4 separate regions of the Mus musculus genome follow, and regions 1, 3 and 4 are each linked to region 2. The links are chromatin loops, found by intact Hi-C in ENCODE. Cell type or tissue: left cerebral cortex. All regions are shown on one strand.

Region 1 (2,500 bases), 200 kb after region 2:
GTCCCCAACTGGCTCTTGATCAATCAACAAAGATGCCAGTGGCTAGTGGTTGGGCAGAAATAAAGAGGCAGGTCTTCCAGGTTCCTGCAGGCTAAGAGAGAGAGAGAGAGAGAGAGAGAGAGAGAGAGAGAGAGAGAGAGAGAGAGAGAGAATGAATCGATATACTTGGAGGAGAGAGATGGAACAGACTCAGAGCTGTAGGGGAGATCTGCCAAAATGTAGGCAGAAAGGGAAAGTGTACCATAGAAGGGCAGCACGAAATGGCTTGGGCAGGAAGATGAATGGGCTTCACAGAAGGTTACTAGACAACTAAACTGAGGGAAAATTTAGAGGTCTTGAGCTAGGACTAAAGGGGAAGGCATGCTAGCTGCAGGAGGCTTAGAAGAACCCAGCCATTGAGCCAGTAAGGCAGATTAAAAATGAGCTAGTATGTGTATATCTTTCATCTGCAGATCCAAGGTAGCAACTGGGGAGATGAGCTGGGAGCTCAAATCGGTGTAGCAAAAACTCACTGCTACTGGTAGGGGAATTAGTATTTGAATAACACAGTGCCAGAAAACATTATGCCTACAAGGCTGGGTGCCTGTCACGTTAAACACTCAAGTAAAGAAGCCCTTAGGTCCAATCACACACTTCATGGATTAAGAAGATGACCATAAGAAAGGACCCTGAAATCTGAAGCCTGACATCATCACAAGCGTTTGTACAAGCCAGAATTCCTTTGTTTGCGTCTTATACTTAAATATGCTTAAATTGACACATAATAATCACACTTCTTTATGGTTTGGGAATTGGAATTCTTTATAGGGGATTCATAAATTTAGGTGGGAAATAATGACACTGTTTTTTTCTGAACTCCACCTGAAATTTAATAATTTCTTCACTTATTAATTCAGGTGACAAGACAGAAATACATGGAACTGTGTTATCAGCACAAGTCACTGAGATCATAACATCTTAGAGTTGTAGATAATGTAAAACTCAGCTCTAATTCAAAATTATAGAGGATTTGGTATCTAATTTATACAACAGCTCCAGGGCTACTGTTTGGCTAAATGCAGTACTCCAGCCTCGTCAAGGGGACCTGTGGAACCGTCACTTCCTCCCAGTGTGCTCCAGCTTCTCCTGTCCCCCCCCCCCCCCCCCCGGCCTGAAATGTTCCACTCTCTGGTCCCTGCTTCTCATTATCCATCAATCGGGTATTTTTTTTTTTTTAATCTGCTAAACAGAACAAAGCAGTGTATCTCCGGACTCAGGGGTCTTTGCGCTCTGGAGCACAGCAAACTGACACAGATGTGGCTTCCCAAAGGTTGGGAAGTGTTATTCATGCACTCTCTTTGCGAACTCAGAACAGTTGCCTTGTCAGCCTTTTAGCCACCACTAGGTGGAGACTCTCTCCCCCTCATCACCCTTCGGGCTGTGTGAAGGAGAGAGAGTAAGGTTTGAAGTCCGAGTGGGTTTCATCAATCAGAATCTTCCTTCCTAAAAAAGCCGTTCTTACCACAGGGCTGTTTCTCTTTCTACATTTATTTACCACTTATGGTTGAATTTTGGAGTGGTGTTAAATGGGAGCAGAGACTTTGCTCTGTTCCGTTTCTGTATCTCCTGAACCTCAAACAATATCTGTTGTGGTCATAGGAGCTTAATATCCACTGCCTGATGTGCAGACTCCATTTTTTGAAGTTTATTTATTGTTATTATTTTCATATTTTCTTTTAATTTTTTATTCTTTTATTTTTATTTTATTTGTTTGTTTGTTTGTTTGTTTGTTTGTTTGTTTCGAGACAGGGCTTCTCTGTATAGCCCTGCCTGGCTGTCCTGGAACTCACTGTGTAGACCAGGCTGGCCTTGAACTCAGAAATCTGCCTGCCTCTGCCTCCCAAGTACTAGGATTAAAGGCGTGCGCCACCACCACCTGGCTTTCTTTTTATTTTATGTGTATAAGTATTCTGCCCGCATTTATGCTTACATATCATGCTCACTTCTGGTGTCTATGCAGGCCGGGAAAGGGCATCTAATCCCCTGGAACTAAGTTACTAATGGTTGTAAGCCACAATATAGATGCTGAGAAACAAATCCAAGTCCTTTGCAAGAGCAACACATGCTCTTAAAGCACTGAACCATCTCCAGACCCAGGCTAACGCCTTATTCGGAAAGGTAATTTCTAAAAGATCTGCTTTGTTTTAAATTATGCATGTGTATCTCTATGAGGTATATGCATGTGAATGCAGATGTCATTCACAATGCAGAGACCAGATGCACTGGATCCCCTCTGGAGCTGAGTTATAGGCAGTTGTGAGCCACGAGAGCCACGCAGTGTGGGTACTGGCCCAGGATCACATCATATCAGCACCCAAAGATGTTCTCTATATCATCCTCCTCCTTCAGTTCCTTGCTTCCTCCTCCTCTCATTTTTCATCTGTTTCATGTCTGTGCTAGGTGTGTGTACTATAGTTTGTAGTAACTCGCCATCTGTGGTGGGCATTGAGATCTGCTTCCA
Region 2 (2,500 bases):
ACTGGCCTGTAACTTACACTGTAGCTCAGGCTAGCCCTCTGCCACTTTCTCCTAAGTCCTGGATAACAGACATAAGCCAACACATTTCACTGGATCAATTACATTTTGAAGTTTGTATTTGTACTACATGTCTCCACATGTCACATGAATCCTACAGTGGCCGAGACTTGTCTTTATGCTTTTCTATTCCCAGTGCTCCCCATGGTGATTGGTACAACTATCCTCACTGATAAAGGACATGAAGCAGGGCCACAGGCATAGGATATGAGCTCCTTTAGTCCTCAGTACCTACACTGATGCCACCACACAAGCAGACACTCACAGTACTGTCCTTTGGTCTCGGTGGGATTCCTGTACTGGTTAATTCTGGTTGGTACCATGATGGGATCTAGGATTGCCTAAGAGACAAACTCCTTGTGGGTAGTCTCAACTACACTCAAGACTACATAAGAGGAGAAAATGAGCCAAGGTCCAATATCCATCTTTCACTGTGTCCTGACTAAGAATGGACTGTACCCTGAATTGTCAGCCAAAAATAAACTCTTGCTTCCTTCATTTGCTTTGTCATATCCACAAGTAAAATAACCGACACATTCTGTGCTGGGGGCGCTATGTATGGGAATCCATTCCCAAAATGCACATAGAAGCTAAGCCTGGTGCCGCACGCACAGCTGCAATCTGAGCACCTGGGATCATGAAGTAGGTGGAGGCTCAATGAGTTTGAGGTCTGGGTAGCATCGTGATGCCCTGGGTAGCCTGGTTCTAGAGTGAGACCCTGTCTTCAAAAACCCGGGCAAGCATCGCTATTTGGTGGAGGTAACACACAGCTAAGCCAAGATCTCTGAGAGCAGAAGATATACAAAAAGTACAAAACAAAGGAGGAAGCTATGGAATGGACAAATCCAAAATCCAAAGCAGAGTGGTTAACAGACACTGAACATTTTGCCTAAAGAACATAGTCAGATCAGAGTGGGTGGCCCAGCAGATAAGAATCCGCTCCCTCCCCCTCCCCGGCAGCCAGTACTTCTAACCAATAGTCTTAGAACTTCTGAGACACACAGGGATGGAACACTCACCTCGATCTCTTGGTATGAGCTATTAATCATAGCAATTAGCATGTTGAGTAAAACGACCACCATAGTTACATTATATATCCCATAAAGAACATAGCCAATATTCTCTATGAATTTGTGATCATATTTGAGGACAACAGAAGTCACTTCAGACAGTCCAAATATGGACCAAAACAAAGTCTTGAAACTTTCTTCAACCCTGTTGAACAATAAAGACACGGTAATGAGTAGCTTCCAGTATTAAAAACAAGCTAGTATCTAATGCTATACAGATGTAAAATTATTATGAAATGCTATCATCATACATTCCTAACAACTGCTTTTTAAGAAAATACTATTTACTTTGTGTGTTTTGTCTGCATGTGTCTGTCCACTGTGTGCATGCAGTGCCTGTGGAGGCCAGAAGAGGGCGTCAGATACCTTAGGTCTGGAGTTACACATGGTTGTAAGCAGGTGGATTCTGGGATTGAACCCAGGTCCTCTGCAAGAGCAACCAGAGCTTTTAACTGCTGAGCCATCTCTCTAGCCCTGTAATAATTGCTTCTAATAAGAATTTAAAGAGTTTTTTGGTTATATTTTAAAAATTAAAATTTAAGAGTGAAAAATATGTTTTAAGAATTAAAAACATTTTAAGAATTGTTCTGTTATGGTATATTATTTTTTCAAGTTGTTTTTGAGACAGTATGGCCTTGAATTGATCCTCCTGCATCCAGATTCTAAGAGGTAGCATTCCAGGTATGTGCCACCATGCCTACATTGTTGGAGTACTTAGCAGCAATTATATCCTGGGGTTTCAGGGGCTGGTGTCAATGCCCAGCTTTTCTGAAGTTATTCTGATGAAGATTTGGTTAACAGGAGAAAGCAGAAGTTACTTCAGAAGGCCCTTACTTTTCTTCTGGAATGGTGCAAGGTTGGAGTCTGATTTTGTAGGTGGTTTGGAAGTTTAAATCCAACTCCTTGGCTTAGGTTGGAAATGAAACACCCACTTCAAAAAGGATCTCCCCTCACCATGGCTCACGATGAAGGAATTTGTCCATACTTAGAACAAAACCAAGCTCAATATCCAGAAACCAGGCCAAAGAGTTTTGGTGTATCCCAATGGTGGAATGCGGTGCAGCCACTGGGGATAACGAGGCAGATTTATCTTCATACAGTTATAGTATAAGGGATAGCTAGGATACATTAAGTAAAAAAAATCAAATGTAGCATCTGTGAAATACTGAGTCATCTAAACACAAAAGAGAGGGCTATCTGGATATTTATATTCTTCTTTTGGGGAAAAAAATCTCCAAAAGTATTCAAAAGAAACCATGGTTTCCGAAAATGAAATTCAGCTCATAGACTGAGGGTTAGGGTGTGAAGGGAAGGCTTTTCACTCTAAACACCCAGCCCTGATGCCTGAATTCTGGTCACAAGAATCCACACTC
Region 3 (2,500 bases), 90 kb after region 2:
TCTAGGAAAGATTTCAGTGACTATAGTCGGTTCAGAGCAACATAAAACTTTTATATTCTTTCTGCTCACAATACATATAGACCTTTGCAAAAAGAAATCTTAGATTCTGTGACATGGGCACACTTTTAATCATTGTGAAAACCCAGGCGTTAGCCTCATCGGTGGTTAATAATGGCAGCTGTTTGTCTCAGTCCTAATGTTACATATTCTTACAGGGAGAGGCCAGGGTAAATGCAGGGCATGCTCAAGTCCAAGTTAGAAGGTCAAGTCTTCTCATTTGCCTCCTTATTGAGATTTTATTTTTGTAACCTGATTAGAATTCTCTATGGCTTTCTATCTTCTCCACTGATTGCGGTAATTTCTGCCATGTCTGTAGCTAATGACTTTGAGTAGATACACATTTATATTAATAGTGAAATATGTTTATAAATTGTATCTGCTATATTAGTATCCCCAAATTCCCAGATCTCAGCACTTCAAATGTGTAAGTCCTAAATTTAGGAAACAAACCTTTCTAAGCCACGCTGTAACTTGGAAAAATGGGTTGTCATCTTCCTTTCACTATGCTGACGCCACACATTTTACTCACTTGTAAAGGCCAGCGCCCTCTTGTCATCTGATGACCAGGATCCATCGGTTCTCATGGGTTGACTCCACTTGCTGTGATTAATCCTGAACAGTCACAGGGCACCATCCCAAGGACAGGTTTTATCTGTGATTCCCTATATTTCTAACTACAAACCAAAAATAGCTGTAAGCAAATATAAGGGTTGTTCTGCAGCTGTGAGGCCAACCATGTTTGGTGGGCCAGCCCCTATGGAGGACAGCCAGCTCTGTTGCCTTGGTTCACCCCCCCCCTCCCCAGCCAGAGTGTGACAACTCCTTTATGCATTCCTTTCCCCATTCCTGTGCTCTGTTGTCTGTCCCCTGCTCTCTTCCACTGCTCATACCTGTGTGGGTGGCTCCTTTCCTGTCTCCACCTTCTTTTGGTTTCTTTTCCGCTCAAGTCTGCAAAGCTAAGTCTTATCTTGCTTTTCTCCAAAGACAAAAAGGAGGAAGGTGCAGATGACACCCCTCCAATGCTCTGGTGGAGGTAACTGACACCCTGCTTACATATTATTCAGTCGATGAGTTTCGTGACAGCTGAGCAAGGGGCTGAGCTCTGTGCAGCTTCACAAGACAACAGTGACCCTAGCTCTGCCAATGTTCTTGTCCACTTCCCTCATCAGCCTTCTTCACATTCCTCCATCCACACTATCCTTTGAGGAGGCGCTGGCAATTTCTCCAAGCTGGAGAAGACGGCCAAAGCTGATAGAGCACACCCTGTTCTTACTTTGAACACATGACTTACAGGACTGGATTTCTTCATTGATGAAAAGGGACACAAGGAGAAATACCTCTATTTCCCTGGATGCTGTTTCTATGAGATGATGCCTGGATTTGCTCCAACCACATAAATAAAAATGCTTTCTTAAAAGACAGTACAGAAAGAAAATACATCAACTAGTTTCTGAATAAATCAGCCATGAACTCCTTCTACTTAGGATTCTTGGTATGTGAATCTTTTATTGTTTAGATTTGTTTAGGGTTTTTTTTTTCACTTACAGCTCAAAGCAGGTCAATTAATATATTTTAGTGGTCAAAGAATCTCTCTTATGTAAAAATATTTTCTCACATGAAGAAGAAGGAAGGAGGAGGAAGAGGTGGAGAAAAGAAGAAAGGAGGAGGAGGGAAGGGAAGAACAGAAGGAAATAGAGAAAGGAGGAAGAGGAAGAAGGGAGGAAGAGGAGGAGCAGAAGAAGGGAGAAGAGAAGGAGGAGGAGAAGAAGAGCAAGAAGAAGAAGATAAGAAAAAGAAGGAATACTGGTATAATATGTGAAGCAACAGGTAGTGGAATCTTCCAGAATCCATCTTTAGCCCCTAAGGAAGCCTGGCTCCCGCTCTTCACTTTCCCTCTCTCTTATGAGATGCTAAGGAGTTTATAGATGGGAAGCCAAGTAGCAGACATAGTAAGGAAAATGAAGATGTGAGTCCTCTAAATAGTTCTAGGGTGAAGTTCCCTGATGGTCAAGTGTAAGTGCTACAGAGGGCAGGAGACCTTCAATGTGCTTTGGCATGTTACCTTTGAAATGATCCTGTGAGTGACTTGCATCCAAGTTCAAGAATTTAGTAGCAAAATAGAAATAGAGTAAAGGGAGACCACTAAATAAATATTCCCTACAGCTATTGTTATGATCAGGATTGTCTATTGCAAACAACTCATTCTGGCTGAAGTTTACATTATCAGAAACTCTAAGGCGAACTGGGTTCTGGGACAGGTAGATACAGGCTCCAAATAATTAACCCCCTTTCTCTTGGATCTCTCCACTCCTGAGAAGTACAGATTTTTGATTCTGGGATAGGCCCTTCCCCAGTGCCCAGCCTAGCACCAGGATATAGGGCACCTGGGCAGAGACTGACGAAGGCCCAGGCTCTCAAGGAGAAGGTGGGTTATTCTGGG
Region 4 (2,500 bases), 110 kb after region 2:
TGTCTTTTAGGCCACATCGTTGCCAACATTTTCCATTGAGCACTAGAAAAATGAAATCTAAGCTTTCAGAAGTTTGTTTCCATTTCTTGAAGATGTCTGTCCTTTCCTATCTCCTCCCACTCAGCTCTGGAATGCCAACAGGCCCTGGGTCACATCAGATCCACCCTGTAGTGTCACCATGACCTCTCAGTGTTTCTCAGTTTATAACATGTGACGTTACATCCTCTCCATCATGGGTCCCTGGGACAACCCTGTGGGGAGAAATTATTCTTTCATCACACTGACTGAATGATGGCTCCAGAGAGGAGCTGCAGAGCTCAGACTCCAGCTTCGTGTTCTTTCCCTTTTAATCAGAAGGCCTTTAGAACTCTCCTGAGGGATGATGATGGTAGGGAACATCTGGACATCTACTAAGTTGTTCATTGCTGCAGAAGAGTAGCAGAGTTTGCCTAAGTCTCTGTGCCTCAGTTTCCCTTCCTATAAAAGGGACCCCCCCCCAGCTCTCATATATTATTCTACCCAGGATTCCCATTACTGTGATAGAACACTGGAAAGGAAAGGGTTAATTTCATCTTATACTTCCAGGGAACAGTCCTTCACAGAGGGAAGTCAGGACAGGAATTCAGTCAGAGCAGGAACCCTGATCAAGTACTGAACCAGAAGCTATAGAGGGGTGTTGTTTACTGTCTTGTTCTCTGTGGCTTTCTCAGCCTGCCTTCTTATAACACCTAGGACCACCAGCCCAGGGGTGGCACCACCCACAGGGGCCTCCTTCCACAGCTATCAATCAAGAGAATGCTTCATGGACTAACCTGGTAGAGATATTTTCTTATTTGAGGTTTTCTCTTCCAAAATGACTCTGACTTGTGTCAGGTTGACATCAAACCAGGCAGAACATGTACTATGAAGGTCTGGGAGTCTTGCTTTCTTTGTCCCGACTGTATGCTTCATGAAGAAATTAAAATAGGAAATCTGAATTAAAGTGTGAGTTCTTCCTGCTCTTTTCCTTTCACCTCATTTTCTTCATTTCTTTCTCTTATCGTTCCTTTAGTCCTATGCCCTTGGGGAATTAGCTAAGTGAGGAAATCTGTGTTGTTCTCTTTGACAATCTATATCTAGAAGAGCCTGGTGAGGTAGCACACTGTGACAAGGCAGTCGGCATTTCTCTGTTTTTACTTTACATCCTTTGGTTTCTGCTCATGGTGAGAATAGATGTTCTGATATTCTTTTCAGTTTGGAATCCTAACTCTATCCTCAAGTGTATGACCTGCGGCTGGGTGAGAGCTCAGGTGGTGAGAAACAGGAGACCTGAGGTTCCCAAAGAGGCAGCACTGTGCCCGCCACCTTGTTATGTATGCTGGAGACACCAGCTGCCCATTCAGGAAGTCTGGGGGATGCCCAGACATGTGCACAAGTGTTCTCCAGGGCATCTCTGAATCCCATTAAGTTTCAGAAGCACCAACTTCAATTTTTACCTTGTTAGGACTCCCCAACCCTCCTACCCAGCACAGTTTGAAGCTTCTTCAAATGTCTCTGTGGGAGGTGGACCACAGGTGTATCGTGACTGGAGAGAAAGAAGCTTTATGTGGGGGCAGAGAGGCAAGCTGTAAGTAGAGAACAATGATAGCTACACTGTAACACTCCATTGCCTTTCCAGTGTTCTTATTGCTACTGTTTTAAAGATGTAGCCAAACTGTATCTACCAATTTACAATGTTTACATAATATCAAACTTAACAAATATCAATCTGAAAATGCTTCTGTCTATCAATTAAGTTTCAACTTTAGTTCAGCTCCAGCAAGGCTAGTCCTGTGCCTGGAATTGCCCCATTGGGCTATTTATTCCACTGAACATCCAATTTAGTCTTAGGTTCAATTGATCCTAGGCCTATGGGTTCATCCTGATAAATATTTCTCCACACTGACAACTTCTCTTACATATGGTTTGTAAGAGGCTAAGCCTGATTACTCTGAGGAACAGGCACTCCACCCAACCCCGGAAGCTATATCTGGCCCTATTCTGTTCTGATAAACATGCCTATTTACAGGCTTCACAGATGTAGAAGGCCAGATTCAACTCATCGCAACATACCAGACAGAGATACTGGGATGGCAGGAAGTTAGCTTAGGCTACTGAATGCCTGTGCAACTTCAAGGAAACGACTCATTCCACAAAAGCCTGTGTCTTCATTTACAGAACAGAGAGATTATTTCCGTCATTGAACTCCAGCCGGGATTAGGAACCTGGAATGGAACCATATTTGGTTTTAAGGCAGATTAATTCCTACCCTCTCCCAAATTGATTAGTCTTTGAGGGGCAAGCTATCCCTTACCATTTGACATGAGGAAAAAAAATGCCACTTTGATATGTGAGAGATTTGGGTGTAGGTCCTAAATGTTAACAGTTATTATATGTGTCACTTTGGATAATTTAGGCTCTTAGACCCCCTTGTCTAGAAAATGGGAGTAATCATAGAGTTGAAGATATAAATATATGAAAT

Evidence for each region. Peaks named below come from ENCODE experiments on the same cell type or tissue, not always from the same donor. Only the 100,000 strongest peaks of a DNase experiment are listed, where the experiment ranks them.
Region 1: it touches region 2 in a loop (2.4-fold over the local background); 6 of 42 quality-filtered maps call a loop at or near these places.
Region 3: a loop joins it to region 2, with 2.4 times the contacts of the local background. A loop is called at or near these places in 3 of 42 quality-filtered maps.
Region 4: a loop joins it to region 2, with 2.6 times the contacts of the local background. A loop is called at or near these places in 2 of 42 quality-filtered maps.

What each region holds. Positions count from the first base shown.
Region 1 is chr3:36,839,744-36,842,243 of GRCm38, forward strand. No RefSeq gene overlaps it. Among named protein-coding and RNA genes, the nearest start is that of 4932438A13Rik, 22 kb to the right of the region's middle. In left cerebral cortex, a CTCF peak has its summit at 1,385 (motif pointing right); a DNase peak (open chromatin) is centred at 1,389.
Region 2 is chr3:36,639,508-36,642,007 of GRCm38, forward strand. It overlaps Trpc3 (transient receptor potential cation channel, subfamily C, member 3), which reads right to left. Exons shown (of 12, transcript NM_019510.2): 8 at 1,077-1,272. Among named protein-coding and RNA genes, the nearest start is that of Gm35856, 14 kb to the right of the region's middle. In left cerebral cortex, a CTCF peak has its summit at 1,474 (motif pointing right); no DNase peak of the experiment used is centred here; H3K27ac peaks cover 68 bases.
Region 3 is chr3:36,729,341-36,731,840 of GRCm38, forward strand. No RefSeq gene overlaps it. Among named protein-coding and RNA genes, the nearest start is that of Trpc3, 40 kb to the left of the region's middle. In left cerebral cortex, no CTCF peak of the experiment used is centred here; a DNase peak (open chromatin) is centred at 991.
Region 4 is chr3:36,750,835-36,753,334 of GRCm38, forward strand. No RefSeq gene overlaps it. Among named protein-coding and RNA genes, the nearest start is that of Trpc3, 62 kb to the left of the region's middle. In left cerebral cortex, no CTCF peak of the experiment used is centred here; a DNase peak (open chromatin) is centred at 1,478.